Linked DNA regions of Homo sapiens: all the other regions are linked to region 3. The links are chromatin contacts, found by Hi-C or POLR2A ChIA-PET in ENCODE. All regions are on one chromosome and are shown on one strand. Each heading gives the region's core, a stretch centred on a gene start or an enhancer-like site at or near the end of the contact. The rest is flanking DNA. Distances are from core to core; before and after follow the strand shown. Region 1 overlaps STXBP4 (syntaxin binding protein 4). Region 2 has its middle 26 kb from the start of HLF. Region 3 holds the start of SMIM36 (small integral membrane protein 36).

Evidence for each region. A loop is a pair of places that touch in the nucleus more often than their neighbours do. ChIA-PET counts read pairs that join two places held with the same protein, here RNA polymerase II (POLR2A). Pooled maps may share reads with other maps.
Region 1: a loop to region 3 is called in a map of A673, with 12 times the contacts of the local background. The contact joins the enhancer-like site here to the promoter of SMIM36 in region 3. A Hi-C loop is called at or near these places in 7 of 168 maps with a recorded cell type or tissue (A673, Caco-2, IMR-90 and 4 more), 7 of 37 single-sample maps with no recorded cell type and 12 of 50 pooled maps. POLR2A ChIA-PET finds 5 or more read pairs at or near these places in 1 of 52 experiments (OCI-LY7).
Region 2: a map of sigmoid colon shows a loop between it and region 3 (5-fold over the local background). The contact joins the enhancer-like site here to the promoter of SMIM36 in region 3. A Hi-C loop is called at or near these places in 5 of 168 maps with a recorded cell type or tissue (PC-3, heart left ventricle, posterior cingulate gyrus and 2 more), 5 of 37 single-sample maps with no recorded cell type and 17 of 50 pooled maps.

The regions. Positions count from the first base shown.
Region 1 is chr17:55,055,335-55,059,834 of GRCh38, reverse strand. All of the region lies in intron 12 of STXBP4 (syntaxin binding protein 4), which reads right to left. Among named protein-coding and RNA genes, the nearest start is that of STXBP4, 89 kb to the right of the region's middle. Within about 2 kb of position 3,139, at least 2 of the 41 ENCODE cell types and tissues checked have a DNase peak (open chromatin) inside an H3K27ac peak, as active enhancers do; they include A673 and PC-3, where a contact is called at or near this core.
Region 2 is chr17:55,236,463-55,241,132 of GRCh38, reverse strand. No RefSeq gene overlaps it. Among named protein-coding and RNA genes, the nearest start is that of HLF, 26 kb to the left of the region's middle. RefSeq lists a silencer at 2,461-2,930. Within about 2 kb of position 2,677, at least 27 of the 41 ENCODE cell types and tissues checked have a DNase peak (open chromatin) inside an H3K27ac peak, as active enhancers do; they include heart left ventricle, prostate gland and sigmoid colon, where a contact is called at or near this core.
Region 3 is chr17:55,508,854-55,513,266 of GRCh38, reverse strand. SMIM36 (small integral membrane protein 36) reads left to right here and starts at 1,815. Exons shown (of 5, transcript NM_001395421.2): 1 at 1,815-2,388. The coding sequence starts at 1,933. The coding sequence ends at 2,214.

The sequences.
Region 1 (4,500 bases), core at 1,890-4,389, 450 kb after region 3:
TATATTACTATTATGATTACCCAGTTAAATCCTCCATTGCCTATTTTCTGGACAAGAGCTTCTCAAATTTTAAGGTGTAAACAAATCACCTGAAGACTTGTTAAGTGTAGATTCTGATTCTATAGATCTGGGATGAGACCTAAGACTGCATTTCTAAGTTCCTGATTGCTGATATTTCTCCTGTTGCTGACCACTCTGAGTAGAAAGGATGTAGAGTTCTAGATCAGCATTGTCCAATCACAGTAGCCACTACTTATATGTGGCTACTGAGCACCTGAAATATAGCTAGTTGACTGAGGAACCAAATTTTTAATTTAATTATAATTATTTTGTATTTAAGTTTAAAAACTCAAGAAATGTAAACTATTTTTTCACAAAACAAGACTTTACTGTTTTGGTAGAACTCTAACTCACTGTAATCACTGCATCATTTAAGATATTATTGTTGAACTGTAATGTCTGTGTCAGGCACATGAGTCAGTTGAGTAGTATACATAAACACGTAACTGATGTGGCCAGTGTCAAAAAATTAATTAATTATAAATCCTTTTTTACACACCAATATGTACACACAGTAGGCTTATCTGAATATTTTATGCAATCAGCCTGAGTTACAATGATACCTAGGTAAATCATATTAGTAATTAAATTAAAATACTTATTTTTATTAGGCTATATTTATTTTTTGTATTTAGTAAAAATTTGTCCATAAAATAAGTATGGACAAAATTAAATTTAAATTAAATGTAAAGTGAAGACATACTACTGATGCAGAATAAAATGGAGATAAATTAGCTAGTAATATTACTGGAACAATGCAATTGCAATTTGCAAAAAGTGTGTTTACTGTAGAAGAAAATTTTGAAATATATATAAAGTGAGCAATATTAATAGCCATTTTTGCAAATTAATGGTGAATTTGATAAGAAGTTTCGTATTAGCAGTTAAAAAAATAAATAAATAAAATTAGTCACCAGAAGTAAATGTCCAACATTTGTAACTATAAAATGGCTAGAATTTTTGCACAAAAAAGAAAACCATTTTTAGATTGAGATAGTAATTTCAGTTATGATAAAAATACTGGGAAACGTATTTCATAAAAAATGGAGGATATTCAATTAAGTAATAAAACAAATGCCCATCGACTATAAGAACTTTCTAAGAATATCAACGATCAATTGATTAAAATAGCTTTCAGTGGGCCATATCATGCAAGAGACACTACCAAATTCATCCTTCAGGCATGTACTGCCTCAAAGGGTGTCCAAACTTATGATAAAATGTTGATTTGCAGCCTAAAAAAATCAAACTTGCAGTGTAGATATTTTTAACCCTTTTACATCTGTCAAAAAAGTTTCAGGTAGATAATAAAAAACAAGTTTTCATCATGATAAATGGTGCTCCAGCTATGTTGCATCGAAAATTTAAATGTATTAACCCCATCAAAAAGTGGGTGAAGGATATGAACAGACACTTCTCAAAAGAAGGCATTTATGCGGCCAAGAAACATATGAAAAAAGCTCATCATCACTGGTCATCAGAGAAACGCAAATCAAAACCACAATGAGATACCATCTCATGCCAGTTAGAATGGCGATCATGAAAAAGTCAGGAAACACAGATGCTGGAGAGGATGTAGAGAAATAGGAATGCTTTTACGCTGTTGGTGGGAGTGTAAATTAGTTCAACCATTGTGGAAGACAGTGTGGCGATTCCTCAAGGATCTAGAACCAGAAATACCATTTGACCCAGCAATCCTCTTACTGGGTATATACCCAAAGGATTATAAATCATTCTACTATAAAGACACATGCACAAGTACGTTTATTGTGGCACTGTTCACAATGGCAAAGACTTGGAACCAACCCAAATGCCCATCAATGATAGACTGGATGAAGAAAATGTGGCATATATACATCATGGAATTCTATGCAGCCATAAAAAAGAAAAGACTTCATGTCCTTTGCAGATACATGGATGAAGCTGGAAACCATCATTCTCAGCAAACTAACACAGGAACAGAAAACCAAATACTGCATATTCTCACTCTTAAGTGAGAGTTGAACAATGAGAACACATGTACACAGGGAGGGGAACATCACACACTGGGGCCTGTCGGGCGGTGGAGCAAGGGGAGGGAGAGCATAAAGATAATACCTACTGCATGCAAGGCTTAAAACCTAGATGTCGGGTTGATAGGTGCAGCAAACCACCATGGGATATGTATACCTATGTAATAAACCTGCACGTTCTGCACATGTATCCCAGAACTCAAAGTAAAATTAGAAACAACAACAACAACCAAATTTGAATGTATTGACATTTTCAAAGAAGAAAGAGGCTGCTTTATTGTTTTATTCCACTGTATGATACATATTGAAAATATTTGTGCTTAGTTTTCTCAAGCTGATTTTATGAAAAGCATCATAGATACAGTTGCTAACACTGTTTAGTATACGCACGTAAATTGAGTCATCAGTAGTTTATAAAACTGTTAAAAGAAAAAAGGAGGACAATACATTTTCTGATGCTATGTTATTTGCCAATACTTCTTGGCTGAGTTATGAAAGAGATTTACGAAGATTTTCTGTACTTTTAACTCCAATTAAAGGTTTTCTTAAACAAAAGGAAGGTGCATCTATTATTCAGTAACCAGACAAAAGAAAATGGCAGTGTGATTTACATTTTCTCACTAATATCAGTGCATGTAAATGAGTTAAACTACAAACTACAAGGAAAAGGAAAGTTTATGAAGCTAGATAAGTATAAGAGTTTATAGTGAAATTGAACTTTTTCATAATATAAATAAAAAATAATGACTTTACCTATTTTTCTACTATAAGCTAATATGCAGATCTTAATTATTGATAGTGTTACATAAATTGGCTATGAAAACTGAAAAAATTTTGAAGTATGCTTTCTTCATACTGCTAAATTTAGAGTTGCTTTTGTTATTTGTAATACTCCTTGAATTTGATGCTAATATTTTTTGTAGAGTCGGGGGTTCTCCATGCTGCCCAGGCTGGAATGGAACTGCTGGGCTCAAGCGATCTGCCTGCCTTGGCAGATCTCCCAAAGTTTTGAGATTACAGGCATTAGCCACTGGGCTTGGCCAGTTTTTTTGTTTGTTTTTGAGACAGGTTCTTCCTCTGTTGCCCAGGCTGGAGTGCAGCGGCATGATCATAATTCACTGCAGCCTCCATCTCACAGGCTTGAATTTTATGCTAATAATACTGAGCTGACAAGAATTAGTGACGGTACTTAACAGATGTAGCTTTGAAAAGATCTTGCTTAAAAACAAATTCTTCTTAGAAAATAAAATAGTTTTGTTAGTGTGGATGTAAACATTAAAAGAAAAAGATTTTTGGTATTCAATTCAGTCATTAGAAACTTTTAAAATAAGTTTGGAACAATTTGAGTATGTGAATTTACTTTTTCAACTGTAAATTTTATTAAATCTAAGCACAGATCCAGTATTTCCAATGAAAATTCAGTGTAAAAATTGAGATGTGCTCTAAATTTTAAAAACACTAGATTTCAAAGATACAGTATAAAAAAGTAAAAATATCTCATAATGAATTTTAAAAATATTACTGCATGCTAAAGTAATATTTTAGATAAATCCAACTAAATAAAATATATTAAAATTAACGTTACCTGTTTCTTTTTCCTTTTTTAAAAATGTAGCTCTTAGAAAATATAGCAATATATTGTGGCTTTCATTATATTTCTAAGGGACATTGCTGTTCTAGACTATTACAACAGCCTTTTATCTGATCTTCGGTTACTTCCCAACTTGCTGTCAGTTTAACCTTAAAGTATATCCTCCATTTATCCCTTTATCCATTCACCAAATGTTTGAGTACCTAATAACAGCTATTGTTGTAAGATAAATCAGAGAACAAATCCAAGATAGCTGTCTTCATGAAGCTTACCCTCCAGTTGGGGGACACAGATAAAGAGCAAAACATAAGTAAATTATTTAAGATGTAAGATAGTAATAGTTATACTAAAAGAAACTCCTCCACACACAGTAAGGGTCAGAGGAAAGATGGTGCAAAGAGACCAGATGAGCTGGAGAATGAGTAAAGGGGTGGAGGGGAGAAGTGTGGAAAGAGCTGAGGTACTTTAAAAGGAGTGTTAGGATGGGGAAAGGACAGCAGGTCATGTAGGCCCTCATAGGCTTTAACAGTTACTTGGAGGTTTCTACTTGCAGCATTTCTGCCTTACTTTGACTGAGATGGAAAGTCCTGGAGAGTTCTAAGTGCAGTTTTAAAACAATATTTCTGGCTGCTTTGTTCAGATTAGACAGTATGGGAGTGAGGCAGGGTAAAAGTAGCGTGATCTGGTAGGAAGCTATAATAGCAACACAGGTGGGACCTGATGGCGGCTTAGACCACTGATGGAAGTGGTGAAAAGTGGCAAAATTCTGTGATTTCTAAAAAGTAGGCCCAACAAGTTGGTTATGGAGTATGAAAGAAAGAGTGGGGTCAGATTATA
Region 2 (4,670 bases), core at 1,428-3,927, 270 kb after region 3:
TTGAACCAGTCATTGTTACACTAATAATAACAACAGTAACAACAACTAATACTTCATGTACTCTTAATATATGTCAGGCACTCTTCTAAGTGCATCTGCTGCAGGAACTCTTTCAATCCTCATAAAAAGAGGAATGGTGGAAACAAACTAAATGTCTATCAACAGATGAATGCATAAAGCAAATATGGTATAGACATACAATGGAATTCTATTCAACCATAATAAGAAGGCAATTCTGCAATATAAAATGAGATAGATGAACCTTGCATACGTTATGCTAAGTGAAATAAGCCAGTCACAGAAAGACAAACACTGCATGATTCCACTTATCTGAGGAACTCAAAATAGTCAAATTCAAAGACTCAAAAAGTGGAAAGGTGGTTTCCAGGGGCTGGGGAGGGGACAAAATGGGGAGTTACCAATTAGTGGGCATAAAGTTTCAGTCAAGCAAGATGAATAAGTTCTAGAGATCTGCCGTACAACATTGCACCTATAATCAACAATAATGTTTCACACTTAAAAAATTTTAGAAGGGTAGATCTCATGTTAAATGTTATTATAATAAAATTTTAAAGGCAAATAAATAAACAGAAAACCCAAACGAAACGAAACAAAAAACAATGGGACCACCCTGATTTGTTAATTTGGTCAAGCCCAACCCCTGAACTGAGAGAGGAGGTAAGGCCCCCCACCAGCTGAAATTATAAGACTGATACACAAGGTGAAGGATAGATATTAGGAAAATAACCGCAGTATGAACTACAACCATGTGTTTGAAAAGTTATAACTCTGTTCCATGCTTCAGATTTCCTTAGTGATCTAGCTTAATACAGGCAAAACCAAGATACGTTCTCCTTTCATTGTCCACATTACTTACATTACCTTTCGTCACAAATGTTCTAATGTCACAGTATTGTTTTCTTCTTGCAGATACAGATGCCAACAGAAATTGAGTTAGGAAGCTTGCAGGCTTCCAGAAATTCATCAACACCTGATCAGCTTTTCTGCTGCAAGTTAAAGTGACCTCTGAAGAGGTCAAACCCTAGGTCCCTTTGATTCTGCTACTGTTCTGACATTTGCAGAGGGGTGTGAAAACCTCTTTGCTTGTTCTGGCTTGTGTGAGCTGCTTTATCTCTTACCCTAGACGTACAGTAAGAAAAGAGCAATCAGAGACAGGCATTTGGTGAGGCTTTAGTTTGTCCCACTTTCACTCCTGCCCCCACCTCCCACCTTGTCCATGTTAGGTGTTCCCTGTAAGAATGAAATGTACTGATCCGATATTTTCCCATTTTTAAACTTGAATTCAATTAGACTTTTGTCATGGGTCATATAAAGCAGAAATGCATGTGTATTATGATTTCTGGCATATTCTAATGAATCAAGTGTTAATGTCATAAGGCTTCATTGATTTGAAATAACGGGCAATTTACTGACTGAAGGCTAAATATTGGTACAAATGAGTACAACATATTTTTGAAAATAATTTGGCAATACTTTATCAAAAGTTACAAAATATTTGTGTCTTTTATATAGCAATCCCACTCCTAGGGGTTATTAAAAGTGGAGGGGGGAAGCCTCATGCACAACAATGTTCATTCAAGACTGTCTTAGAATAATATAAATGTAAACAATACATATTCTAACCATATGCATGACTAAGACAATTATAGTAAAAACTTCTTAGAGGAAAATATTATGTAACTATTAGTTATTCCCTTTGTTTGGAACACTTTCCACCCCCTCTGCCTTATTTCTCTGCCAGCTAACTCCCACTTAGTCTTCAAGACTCAGGGTACCCACCACTGTGCTTATATAACACCTGGGCACACCTCTATTAAAACATGTATAGCCCACTGCATTGTAACCCATGATTTTGCCTGTTAGTGCCCTCCACTGGATTGCAACTCACTGAGGCAGAGTCTGTCATTTGTGCAACAAGTTAAAAATCAGAAAGCAATGGGGCAATAAATAAAATTATTTCTGATATATAGAATTTAGCTTCAGCTAATTCAGACCTGCCTTCGTTCCCTGCTCCCAACCCCCTCCAGCCTCCAGCAGCAGCAGCAGCAGCAGCAGCAGCAGCAGCGCCCCTGAAGTCTCTTGTGGAAGGTGAGAAATCTACCGATAAGCTTTCTAGTAGGAGTGTCTTTGGGGAGGGAGTGAGTGGGAGATTAGAAATGGGGCCGGTGGAATATTCCTGCAAAACTCCAGGAACCATTAGCATTCCACTTCTTCTTACAAAGATTGTTTTCATGTCTGAGTTGCCCTATATAGTGCAGAAATTGAGAATGCAAACGTGCAAACGATCGGTGTGATCTACTGAAAGGCGATGCGCGTTCCCTTCTTGCAGGCAGAACTGCCTTAGGAAGCATGAAAGTGGACGCAGCCCGGTGCCAGGTGTCAGCGATTTGAGCTCGCTTCCGGGCCCCATTCATTTCCAGCCCGGCTCCCAGATACTTCCCGAGGCGCTCCCTTTTGCCCGCCCGACTTCTGAGCGGAGCGCTCGGGTGTGAGGAGAACCGGCAAATCCTCGCGGGCGCTGGGCGCTCGCGGAGCCGCCCGCGCCCAGCCCCGTCACGTTGGCTGCCGAGCGCATCCCGGCTGCGCCCCGGCGGGGAGGCGCCGAGGGTAGCTAAGGGGAGCAGGTCACGTGAGAGGAGGAGTCTGACCTACTTTCCAGGCGGTAGGCGCATGCGCACTTCCCATCTGCGCTCCGGCCGGGAGGCTCACGTGGAATCGCACGTGCCTGGTCCTGCAGCTAGGGGCTCCTGGCCCGGGGCGCGCAGGGGCGGGTCCGCGGTGGGACCCGCGGAGAGGGGCGCGGCGGGGCGGAGCGCTTGGAGACTCAGTCTGCGGGTCCCGCAATCATCATCCGTGACAACCACAGCCTCTGGAGAGCTGCTTAGGCTCCCTGCGGGGCTTCCCACGAATTCATCACATTCAACATTCGTGAATTCAGAAATTAAGACAAAGACTGCACCTCTGCCCTGTAAATCACTAGTTCCGCAACTCAGAATTTATCCTGCAAATGGGCTTCTGCTCCTGCGAAGTGAAGTCCCTGCAAGGATAATCATTACATCATTGTTGGACATCACAAACGGCCAGAAACAGTCAAAATGTCCAACGATAACACCGGTTAAATTCATAGAAACGTAAATTATGGTTGGGCCACACTTGAAGTTGTCTGCAGCTCTTAAAAACAAATAGACTCTGCTCTCTAGACACTGATATGGAAAGACCTTCAAGATACATTATGTGATTTGTAAAAAAAAATGATGCAGAACAGTGTCTGGGATGCTGACATTTGTGAGGAAAAAAATTATATATGTATATATGTTATGATCAGACTAGTTCTGGAAAAATATATTGGATGACTGGGGGTGGGGGTCAGGGAAGACGCGAGACTCCATACTTATGTAACTTTTAAATTTTGTACCATGGATGATTAATCTTTTTTTTTTTTTTTCCAAATAACATTTAAAAACAGTTATTTAGCACTTACCCTGTGCTGGGCACCAGCTTTTATGTAAATCATTTCCTCCTAGAAAGTTTGTCATGTACAGTATCTGCCGCATTTCCTGTTCTGTTCAGCTTGAATCTTAATGTCTTAAGCTTTCTGATACACAGTTGAGACGTTTTTTAAAATCCCGATATGAACAACCGAAGCCCTCCACATCTTTAAGATTCTTTTCAAGTTCTGTCTCTTGAGGGAAAGTATCTTAACCAAGAGGCTCTCAGCAACAAATACTTGCATAATAAAGCTGACACAGCAGTTTCACATATGTGATTAGCTTTTACTCTCCCGATTGTGAGTTTGTAGTGCAGATATTATTATCACTGTGGTTAGTACATATGTGCCGGTTATATTCGGTTGCAAGTTAACTAAAAGTCCAACTCTAAGTGGCTTGAACGGTAAAGCTCATTTAACTTCAGATTGGATGTTGGATTTCAGGGATACATCGATTTGCCTGCTAAACAATGCCATCAGGAACTTGTTTCTTTCTAATCTTCTGCCAAGGTTTCCATAGTGTCAGCTTCATCTAAAGCTTTGGGAGGCCGGGAGCGGTTGCTCACGCCTGTAATCCTAGCACTTAGGGAGCCTGAGGCGGGCAGACTGCCTGAGCTCAGGAGTTCGAGACCAGCCTGGGCAACATGGTGTAACTCCGTCTCTACTAAAAAATACAAAAATTAGCCAGGCGTGGTGGCTCACGCCTGCAGTCCCGGCTACTCAGGAGGCTGAGGCACGAAAATCACTTGAGCCTGGGAGGCGGAGGTTGCAGTGAGCTGAGATCCCAACTGCACTCCAGCCTTGGGGATAGTGTGAGAACCTGCCTCAAAAAGAAAAAAAAAAAAAAAAAAAAAGTAAAGCTTTGGGAAAGTCTCATTTAGTAAAAGTGCTTCTTCCCAGAAGCAGCAAGTAAACATCCTCCCTATACTCTTGGCCTCAAGTTGGGGCAAGTGCCCACACTTGAACTAGTAACAATAGCAGGAGAAGGAATTATGCCAATTCGTTTGTGTTACTCTATTAGTCCATGTGCTTTGAGGGGAGCTAAAGAAAAAAAAAAAAAAGACAGCCTATGGATGGTGTGAAGTGACCACAATGCCTCTTAATCATTACTGTCACTCCCACCGCTATTATTTCCCTCTTTCTGGTGTGGCAAACTGGATGA
Region 3 (4,413 bases), core at 566-3,065:
CCTTTTTTTCTACTTTTATAGCCATGATTCTCCATCCTGGTTGCAGATCAAAATTATCCATGAAGATTTTTATTAATACAGATCCCCAGACTCTAGTCCCAAAGATTCTAACTCAGTAGATCTAGGGTTGATCCAGGTATCTGTATTCAAAAGAGACCCAATAGATTCCAATAAGGCTGACCCTAAATCTATGGTGTTTCAGAATCATGCATCTTCTGGATTATAATTCCATAAGTTAGTCCAGGACCATAGAATCATGGACGATATTATTTGGAAAAACGTCTCCAGATGCATAAGAACCCCATACTACAACATCTTCAAATGCTCAGGTTCCCATGGAAGCTCAGTATAAAGGAGGCTGACAGGAAGACACTAGCCCATTGAAGCTTAACACTAAGAAACCAGCAGACCTTTGGGAACTTCAGCTTTTAACTAGGAGTATCCAAAAAGTCCTATTAGCTATTGGAGAAAAGGCTACTGATGCCCTAGCTGGCCAAAAATACATATATGAGACCAAGACCAGATACGTAATTTGTGGGTCCCAGTGCAAAGTTGAAAAGTTAAGAATTTCAAGATGGCAACAGCAGAGCATTAAACCAAGTGTGAGCTCTTTCTGAGAATGGAACGTTGTGCAGCTGCACAGGGCACATGCCCATGAAGTAGCCTATGCGGGACTATTGGGACCAGGCTACAACTGAGGCAGGACAGTGATTTGTACATCAAGGAATAACTGTAATCCGATCAGTATCTGATCTTCCTCTCAATTTGCTTGTTTTTCTGCATCCTTGAGGCAGCCTTTGGGAATCTCTTTAAAATGCAAATTCAGTAGTGTCACTCCCCTGTGCAAAAGCATTCAATGGCATCCCATTGCTCTAGGATCATATCTAAAGTCCTGAGTATGGCCCACAAGTGCCTGTGCCTTCTGGCCCCTGTCTACCTCTCCCACCTTGTGCTCCCATTCTCTTTATGCTCCAGTCACACTGCCCTTGTTTCAGTGCTTGCAATTTTCCAGGCTCCTTTCTCTTCGGGTCTTCACATATGCAGTTCTTTGTGGCTAGAAGAATCTTCCCTGTCTCTTCTCACTTAGCTAAATTCTACTTATCCTTCAGGTCATAGGTTAAATGTTGCTTCTGCATGGAAGCTTTTTTGACCCACACTGGGACACGCTGTCCTCTTACCCTCTATTTGTCCCTTATAAACTGATTTCCACTGTTCTTAAATGGCGAATTGTGCAATTATCTGTTTAAAGGCTATCTTTCCTGCTAGACTACCTGCTTCTCTGTCTTATCACTGCCATATCCCCTTTGCTTAGTGTAGTGTCTGAAACACAGGAAGTAAGTACTCAAAAAGTAGTTTTGAATTAACTAATGAGAAACATGGCAACAAATGAAGAAAGGGTGAAAATATCAGGCACTAGTATCTTCTTCTTGTTGAAGAATCACATTTACTTCCAAAGCCTACTGACCTAATCTTCCAAATCACTCCATACATGGCACTAAACATCCCTTATACAAAGACAGCACAATTGTCCAGGACAATCCAATTTTTAGCTGTCATCATGGAGTGCTTATTAACAACACTTACTTTTGCTCACCAAACTGCCTGTGTGGATGCTGAATTATGTGAATGCTCTACTTATATACCATGATCCAGTAACTCATGAGCCATCTCTCTCTCTCTCTTTCTCTCTCTGTGTAGGCGAACTGATGACAGACAGCTTCTGTGTTTTGGTGGCTGTGGTATTAACAGCAAGCTTAAGTTATTAAACCGAGCAGCTTTAATCCTCGAGGTCTCCTGGAGCAGTAGGGATTAATGTATTTTTACTCCAGAGCCAATGTAGCTATTCCGATGCTCTAAGATCTGCTCTCTGCAATGCCCAAACTGACCCCAATTGCCTTTCTCTAGACCCACTTCTCCACCGTGGGAGAAGTGATGGAATTCTACTTGGAGATCGACCCTGTTACCTTGAACCTGATCATCCTAGTTGCGAGCTACGTCATCTTGCTCCTGGTCTTCCTCATCTCCTGCGTGCTATACGACTGCCGAGGCAAGGATCCCAGTAAGGAGTACGCGCCCGAGGCCACTCTCGAGGCCCAGCCCTCCATCCGGTTGGTGGTGATGCACCCAAGTGTCGCTGGGCCCCACTGGCCAAAGGGGCCTGGCCTTTCTTTGGGGGATCCTGCTCCACTAGGAAAGAAAAGCACCATGGTATGAGGCTGGCTAAGGGACACTGGGGAGAGACCACTAGACTTTCCATAGAGACAAACTGCTCCCTATCGTGGCTCCAATTCTCTCAGCACATGTATCCCGCTTGATGAAGGAAGTGAGAGCTCTGTCTTACTTGCTGTTTTCTCGTCACCTTCTTTGTGACAAAAGTAACTGTTTAAGGTAAGAAGCCCAAAGTGGTCTTTAGTCAAATTCTCCAAATGCAAACTGTCAGCAATGCTGTAGTATAATGAAGTTGGTTACTGGTACATTTCTGATGTTGCTGTCCTTGCAACTCACAGGAGAGAATGACTTTTGAGAAAGGATGCAATATTGTGTGTGTGTGTGTGTGCACGTGCACGTGCGTGTGTGTGATAAGGAATGAGACTAACTCCAGTCTAGTCTATTCTTTGCAAATTCTTTCTTTCCAAGGCAACCAGTTTTTTGTTGTTATTTTTCTTTTCTTTAAGAGACAGAGTCTTGCTCTGTTGCCCATGCTTAAGTGCAGCAGCGTGATCATAGCTCACTGCAGCCTTGAACTGGGCTCAAGCAACCTTCCCACTTCAGCCTCCCATGTAGCTAGGACTCTAAGGTCATGACACCACGCCTGTCTTTTTTTTGTAGAGATGGGGTTTCACTATGTTGCCCAGGCTGGTATTGAACTCCTGGCCTCAAGCAATCCTCCTGCCTCAGTCTCACAAAATGCTGGGATTATAGATGTGAGCTGCTGCACCCAGTCAAGGCAACCCCATTGAACTTGTTCAGACTTCAGAACATTATTATTTCTGTACCTACCAGCTCTTCACGTTCTATTCCCAACTCCAAGACAGAATAAGGAATGCATACAACTAAAACAACAAAGCTTGGAGCCTGGGTTCAAATCCTGCCTCTTCTACTTGCTAGCTGTGTGGCCATGGTTAAGTTGAGCCACCTCTGTGTCTCAGGGATAGTGATTGGACCACTAAGCTTTTGGGGCTATTTAAATGAGTTAATTCACCAAAAGCACTTGAGACAGTTCTTGACACACAGGGTTAGCTATGATGATGATCACTGATAATATTTCCTTCCATATGCCTCATAAAAAATTTAATCTCCAATCCTCAAATCCGGCCTGATCCAATACAAAGTTATTGAAAACTCATTGAAAGAATTCTGAGACCCCACAGCTTGGTGTATCTGTCCCCAGAACACTGCCTGCTCTCCCTTCACTCTCTTTGTTGATGTTGAATGGTATGTTTTTTCCCCTGTTCATTAGTCTATTTCCAAAATTTTTGAATTATTATCTCCATTGTGTGTATTTTTATTAACCCTCCCTTCCCTGAGCTCAGAGAAACGTATGTATTTACTTTGAGATTTACTGAACCTCTTCTTTCCATCAGGACCTGTGTGGAAATAAAGAGAAATGAGTGTCATGACCCTGCCATATGATCTTTGCCGCCCAACAGAAGGAAGCAGGGTCAGGCATGACTTAGACAATGAAAGATAAGAAAGCTTTGCAGATGCTCTTTTAGAAGTCTGCATAGGATGCAGGAGTCAACAGAGACACGAGTGTCTGGCACACAGAAGACACTCAAGAAATATTCGAATAATGTTGAATGGCCAATTTCATCTTAGACTCAGGTACCAAAGATAAGATGATTTGTCTTAAAAGATAAGTAGTTATTTTTCCAGAAGAACCAAAGTATGTTGGAATCTTGAAGGGTAGGACAGGAGATGGCCTTTTAGAAGAAGAAATAACAAAAACAAAGCTTGAAAGCAAAATAATTAGAGTCCATTGGTTGTGAAGGTCTGATGGTGTCCAACATGTGAAGAAAACGTGAGAAATTCAATTTTGGTTTCTCCTGTAGAAAACTGAAGAGGAGGGCCTGGCCAGCCTGCCCTGCCAGCTTTGACAATGAGCACTGTTTTGCCTTTGGATTGTTAAGTAGCTGTAACAAACGTGAAGATAATCCCAGTTACTTTGTTTTCAGGTTTTGATGTTTATTTTTAATTTAATTTGTTTCTTATTTTATCAGAAGATTATATTTTCTCTTAAGTATGTGATTTAAAAACTATATTGAAAACCCTTCAGAGGAAATTTGTTTTCTTTATGAGCAAGAAGCCATCTTCACTTTTTTTTTTTTTTTTTTTTTTGTTCTGAGACAGAGCCTTGCCCTTATCACCCAGGCTGAAGTGCAATGGCACGATCTCGGCTCACTGCAACCTCCG